2 separate regions of the Homo sapiens genome follow, and region 1 is linked to region 2. Evidence: chromatin contacts called from ENCODE Hi-C or POLR2A ChIA-PET data. All regions are on one chromosome and are shown on one strand. Each heading gives the region's core, a stretch centred on a gene start or an enhancer-like site at or near the end of the contact. The rest is flanking DNA. Distances are from core to core; before and after follow the strand shown. Region 1 overlaps SIL1 (SIL1 nucleotide exchange factor). Region 2 overlaps SIL1 (SIL1 nucleotide exchange factor).

Evidence for each region. A loop is a pair of places that touch in the nucleus more often than their neighbours do. ChIA-PET counts read pairs that join two places held with the same protein, here RNA polymerase II (POLR2A). Pooled maps may share reads with other maps.
Region 1: a map with no recorded cell type shows a loop between it and region 2 (5-fold over the local background). The contact joins two enhancer-like sites. A Hi-C loop is called at or near these places in 1 of 168 maps with a recorded cell type or tissue (esophagus muscularis mucosa), 8 of 37 single-sample maps with no recorded cell type and 4 of 50 pooled maps. POLR2A ChIA-PET finds 5 or more read pairs at or near these places in 1 of 52 experiments (A549).

The regions. Positions count from the first base shown.
Region 1 is chr5:139,090,308-139,093,351 of GRCh38, forward strand. The region is part of intron 3 of SIL1 (SIL1 nucleotide exchange factor); the gene reads right to left. Among named protein-coding and RNA genes, the nearest start is that of SIL1, 110 kb to the right of the region's middle. Within about 2 kb of position 1,749, at least 4 of the 41 ENCODE cell types and tissues checked have a DNase peak (open chromatin) inside an H3K27ac peak, as active enhancers do.
Region 2 is chr5:139,176,885-139,180,109 of GRCh38, forward strand. All of the region lies in intron 1 of SIL1 (SIL1 nucleotide exchange factor), which reads right to left. Among named protein-coding and RNA genes, the nearest start is that of SIL1, 20 kb to the right of the region's middle. Within about 2 kb of position 1,572, at least 26 of the 41 ENCODE cell types and tissues checked have a DNase peak (open chromatin) inside an H3K27ac peak, as active enhancers do.

The sequences.
Region 1 (3,044 bases), core at 499-2,998, 86 kb before region 2:
TCTACCTGACTGTTAAGAGTTGAAACTTCTCAGGATGCTCTTGATTCTCTTCTGGGGCTCATCAGTTCTCATGTCTCCAACTGCCATCTAGATACACATACACACAAACAGGAGCGCACAGAAATAAAACTAGAATGACCTACTGGATAATAAAACATATTGCAAAACCTCTACAATTAAAATGGTTTGATACTGGTGCATGAATAGACAGAATTACCAATGAAGCAGAAAAGAACATTCAAAAACAGACCCAACTGCACACAGAAATTTAATATACAGTAAGAGCAGCATCTCAAATCTATAGGGAAAGCACTTTCTTTTTTAGACAGGGTCTCGCTCTGTCGGCCAGGCTGGAGTGCAGTAGTATGATCACTGCAACCTCAAACTCTTGGGCCCAAGCGATTCTCCCACCTCAGCTTCTGGAGTAGCTAGGACTACAGGCACGCACCACTACACCTGGCTAATTTTTTTTCTTTTTTGTAGAGACAGGATCTCTCTCTGTTGCCCAGACTGGTCTCAAATACCTGGCTTCAATCCATCTGCCCACCTCAGCCTCCCAAAGGGCCGGGATTGTAACAGGAGTGAGCCACTGCACCTGGCCAAGTCAAACTTTTTAATAAGCAGTGTTGGGATAACTCAACAGACATACTGAAAAAGGTAAAAATTAACCCCATGTCTTATGCCTACATGTCAAGATAAATTCCAAACAAATTAAATCTTTAAATATACAAAATGAAAACATATAAGTACCAAAAGAAAGCATAGGTCAACTACTCTATAATCTGGGAGTAGTAAATAATAACTTTCCTAATTATAAGTTGGTGGCAACAACTTGTTGAAAGTAAATAACTTTCCTAATTATAATTCAAAATCCAAAAGAAATCACAAAAATATTAATTTGATTATGCAAAAATAAAAAGTTTTATAAAAAATAAAAATGCATGGAAAAATATCATAAGCAAAAAAGACAAATGTCAAACTAGGTAAAGTATCTGCAATTTAATATCATAGAGTGTTAATATCCCCAATATATAAAAAACTTTTAAAAAATAAGGAGAAAAAGACCAAAAACACAATAGAAAAAAAAGACTACAGATATAAACAGGCAGGTCACAGAAAAAGAAATACAATGCTATTTGACTCTATGAAAAGATGTTCAACTTTGCTCATCACATGACAAAGATAAAATAAAACTACAGTAGAAAACTGCTTTCCACCTATTAGGTTGTAAGTACTTTGCAGGCGAGACTAGGGAAATGAAATTTGCATATACAGCCCCTATAAAGGGGAATTTGACAACATCTAATAAAATTATAACTGCATTTACCCTCTGACCCAGAAGTCTGACTTCTAGGAAGTGACTGCAAAGATATGTTGGCAATAACCTGGATGAGCCTGGAAGTAGATTCTTTTCCAGAGCCACCAGAAAGGGACACAGGCTGGCCAACACCCTGGTTTCAGGCTGTGAGACCCTGAACAGAAGACTCGGCTAACCAGGACCTAGATTTCTGACCTACATCAACTATGAAATAATAAATGAGACGGTGTTTGAAGCCACTAAGTTGGTGGCAATTTGTTTCACAGCTGTAATTTGCAATACAGCCCTGCAGATGGGGGAAAGGGTTCACACCAAGGCTGGAAATGGGAGTAAGTGGACTGTGTGAGATCTTAGGCCATCTAGTTTGGCTGAAACAGCAGACAGGCAGAGCTAAGGACTTAGAATAGCTGAGGTTCTTGAGGCCAGCCCTCCTTGCCTGACCATCCAACGGGAGTATGGGAGCAGGAGGTGAAGAAAAAGGTCAAGGAGGGGAAACCCCTGGCAGGCTGCATCGCTGGTACTGATAAAAAGCATATGATCACTAAGACTTCAGATTTACCCTAAAGAATCTATAAGTACTTCTGTTTCTTCTACTTTCCCTTCTCCCTCTAGGCCTCCCCTCCCTTCTTTCTTGGACACTCAGACTTTAAACTGGATGACCTTGAAAAAGGTAGGAAAAAAATTTTAACAAAAAGGGAGCCCATTATTTGGTAGAAATTTCTCCTTTGTAAGTTTTCCTTTTATATAAGTCTATTTCTGTAGATAAATTGAACCCAACTGTGATATTTAAATCGTTTTAAGAAAGTACATTCTGTTTTACTTGCAAAAAGAGGGGACCCTTGGCCTCTTCCTTGAGACAGGCGAAATGGAAGGGGATGCAAGATACCCTGCTTATTTATCTCCAAAAGAAATCTATAGCCCCAAGCCCAGCCCAATTTTTGTGCCCAGCAGGAACAGGCCTTTGTTCAGAGAACACCACAGGTATGATGGGCACCACACCAAAAACAGAAAGCAGAACCGCTACATCTTTGGGCTCAAGACAACGGGAACATGAAAACAACAGGAGATGGAGAGTGCCAGGCACAAGGGAAATACCTTTTATCTTACATTTTGTTGCTCCTAATGACCTTGTTCAGGCCTCAAATCAGTATGACTTCATTCTTTGGGAAGTATATTCTATGGAAGCTTTAAAATATATTATGAGGTTGCTATGGTTTAAATGTGGCCTCCAAAGTTCATGTGTTGGAAACTTAATCCTGAATGTGACAATGTTGAAAGAGGTGATTAGGTCATGAGGGCTTTGCCCTCATGAATGATTAATGTCACTATCACAGGAGTGGGTAAGTTTTCGCAAGAGTAGTTTATTAAAAAAGCAAGTCCAGCTGGGTGCAGTGGTGTGCCCCTATAGTCCTAGCTTCCCAACTACATGGAAGGCTGAAACGCGAGGACTTGCTTGAGCCCAGGAGTCCAGCCCAGGCAACATAGCAACACTCCGTCTCTTTTGTTCCCCCCCACAAAAGGCAAGTTCAGCCCCATTCTGCTCTCTCTCCAGCACCTGCTCTGTCACCACATGATGCCTTTGGCCACGTATGCCACAGCAACTAGGCCCACAACAGATGCAGCTCCTCAAACTTGGATATCCCAGTCTCTAGAATTGTAAGAAATAAATCTATGCTCTTTAGAAATTACCCAGTCTCAATTATTCTGTTACAGCAGCATAAAATGT
Region 2 (3,225 bases), core at 322-2,821:
TAGTCCAAGGTCACATAGCTTCCAAGTGGAGAAGCTGAGATTCTTTTTTTTTTTTTTTTTTTTTTTGAGACAGAGTCTCACTCTGTCGCCCAGGCTGGAGTGCAGTGACGCAAGCTTCGCTCACTGCAAGCTCCGCTTTCTGGGTTCATGCCATTCTCCTGCCTCAGCCTCCCGAGTAGCTGGAACTACAGGCGCCCGCCACCACAGCCGGCTAATTTTTTGTATTTTTAGTAGAGATGGGGTTTCACCATGTTAGCCGGGATGGTCTCGATCTCCTGACCTTGTGATCCACCTGCCTTGGCCTCCCAAAGTGCTGGGATTATAGGCGTGAGCCACCACGCCTGGCCTTTATTTTATTTATTTATTTATTTATTTATTTGAGACTGGCTCTGTCACCCAGGCTGGAGTGCAGTGGCACCATCTCGGCTCACTGCAACCTCCGCCTCCTGCTTTCAAGCGATTCTGCTATCTCAGCCTCCTGAGTAGCTGGGATTACAGGCACACACCACCGTGCCTGGCTAATTTTTGTATTTTTAGTAGAGATGAGGTTTCATCATGTTGGTCAGGCTGGTTTCGAATTCCTGATCTCGTGATCCACCTGCCTTGGCCTCCCAAAATGCTGGGATTACAGGCATGAGCCACCGCGCCCAGCCGAGAAGCTGAGATTCTAACTAAAGTCAGCCCCAGTCCAAGGGCCAAGCTCCTAACCACTATGCAGCATGGCCTTCCAGATGAATAAGTGAAAGGAGTAGTGGGCAAGGCCACAGTATCACTAAAGAGTCTGGTCTAGGGTCTATACCCGCCCACCATGCACTTAACACTTGGTCTGGCAGCACGTAACTCTGACCCAGTTTTCTTTATACCACAGGCAACTCCTAAACCTCAGTTTTCCTGGACACACAGTGGGAGGAACAACTCCAGCCCATTTCTGGCCCTCCAGACATTGGTTGCTGCCAAGAGAGAACATGTGCACATCTACATCAACCAGAACTGAATGTTACACAAACCACAGGTGCTGGCTTTGCTAACTTGGCACATCACATCTCTGGGAGTTGCCAGTGTCAGTGGCTTAAGTGGTCTAAGGTGAAGGGGGTAGCCCTTACCCAGTAGTGACAGCCAAGAGAGGGATGGTGACACAGCAGGTTACAAAGGACTCTGTAGCTGTCAGCCGTTAACATGTGACAAGCCTGAAACCTCCAGGCCTTTTTCTGTGCAGATGGAAAGATGCCAAGTGCTGGCACCCTGGGCCACCATGTCTGCTGAGTGGCCAGGTGCCCCAACAACACACTGACTACTGGCACTGAGAGAGCACATGAATCAGGAGGAACAAGGCCACACTAAAGGAGATTAGTCTCAAGATTGCCATTTAGCTGACTGAAGGAAAACAACCTATTACAGTAATGTTCCTTTTCTGATCTTCATTTTCACTCCCTCAACAAAATCCATCCAGTGTCCAAAAGGGTGCTGCTCATTTGCAAATCCAAAACCACCAAAACCACCACCAACTCTCCAAAGGCTTCCCCTGTTCTCCAGGTAAATATGAAATGCCATGCCACAGCTGACAAGGCCTGCCCTCACCAACCCCTCCAACCTCAGCTGGCTCCTCTCACTCTCTGTGCTCCAACCATACTTTCAGTTCCTCATAAAACTCCCCACCCACTGCCTGCTTCCAGAGCCTTTGCAAATCCAGGCCCTCAGCCTGAAATTTTCCTCAACGTCCTGTCACTCTGCTTGGTAAATACTTGTTTGGTCTTCACAATATTTACTCGAACATCACTTCCTCAAAGAAGCCTTCTATGATACCCTCTTAGCCCTAGGACCAAGTCAAATCCCTCTCAGATGTTCTTAACTCTTTCTTTCAATACACTTATTCCAAGTGTAATTTTACTAACTTTGACATATTCATCAGTACACTCTAAGCTGGAACCCTATCTGACACTGTATCTCAGGGCCTAACAGTCTCTGGAATGTAACAGATGTTTTATATACATTTGTTGACTGAAAAAATAAAATTTCAGAGAGAAGGAAAACGAAGCTGTATCCAAATCAAAGAGTTCTACTTAGAGCTGTTCTCCTCCCTACATGACCTTAAGCCAAACAATTCTCTCCCCTTCCCCCTTTCTCTCCCAAATTTCTTACAGAAGTTACTTTCTGTCCTGACATTCTTTAAGCTGGTGGTAGCCATAGTGATAAGCTGGCCTACAGCCAGAAACAGTCTAAAAAGATATCACCTTGTCTGAGTGCTCCAGGCTTCCAAAATAAAAGTTCCCAGCACAGGCCCAGGCAGGCACAAACACAAAAGCCTTTCCCCAGTAAAGACACTGAACCAAACAACCAGGACCCCCTGAAAGAAATGAGTAATCCCCAGGGCAGACAGTGCCCCCCGAGTGACCCACCCAAAGAAAGAAGGGAGGGGAGGCAAGGCTACAGGGGCAGAAGCAGGCATTCTGTGCCCTGATGAGATTTTAAACCCTCTTTTACTCCTTGGATGAAGCAGAGATGTGCCCAAACACTAAATATCAAAGTCGCTCCTGATGAGGCAGCTTCAGAGGAGGTCCACAGATTGTGGCTCAGAAAAGCAATATCAGCAACTAAAGAAGTTCACATAAAGCTCTAATTAAGGCCATTTTCCCTCTACAGAAGCAGGAGGATCTTCTCCTTACCCTTCTCTTATGTAGGGTAGGCAGGTAGGGGGTGGCAGGAAGGGAGGCAGAAGTATTTTTTGAGCACCACTTAGTGCCAGGCATAGTGACAGGTACTTTATAGACAGGGCTATTAATAAAAAACAAATGGGAAATGAATAAGCACATACACAGATAGGTAGCTGATGCTCAGCGAGGTTAAGCAACTTGTCCAACTATTGAATGGTAAGGTCAAGGGTCACACCCACAGCCAGATGTGGTGGCTCATACCTATAATCCCAACACTTCAGAAGGCAGAGGAGGGAGGATCACTTGAAACCAGGAGTTCAAAACCAGCCTGAGCAACACAGCAAGATCCCATCTCTACAAAAAATTAAAAGATTAGCCAGGTGTGGTGGCACATGACTGTAGTCCCACTACTAGGGAGGCTGAGGTGGGAGGATCTCTTGACCTCAGGAAGTCGAGGCTGCAGTGAGCCAAGACTGTGCCACTGCATTCCAGCCAGGGCAACAGAGCAAGACCCTGTCTCTTTAAAAAAAAAAAAAAAAAAAAGTTGGCCAGGCACGGTGGCTCATGCTTGTAA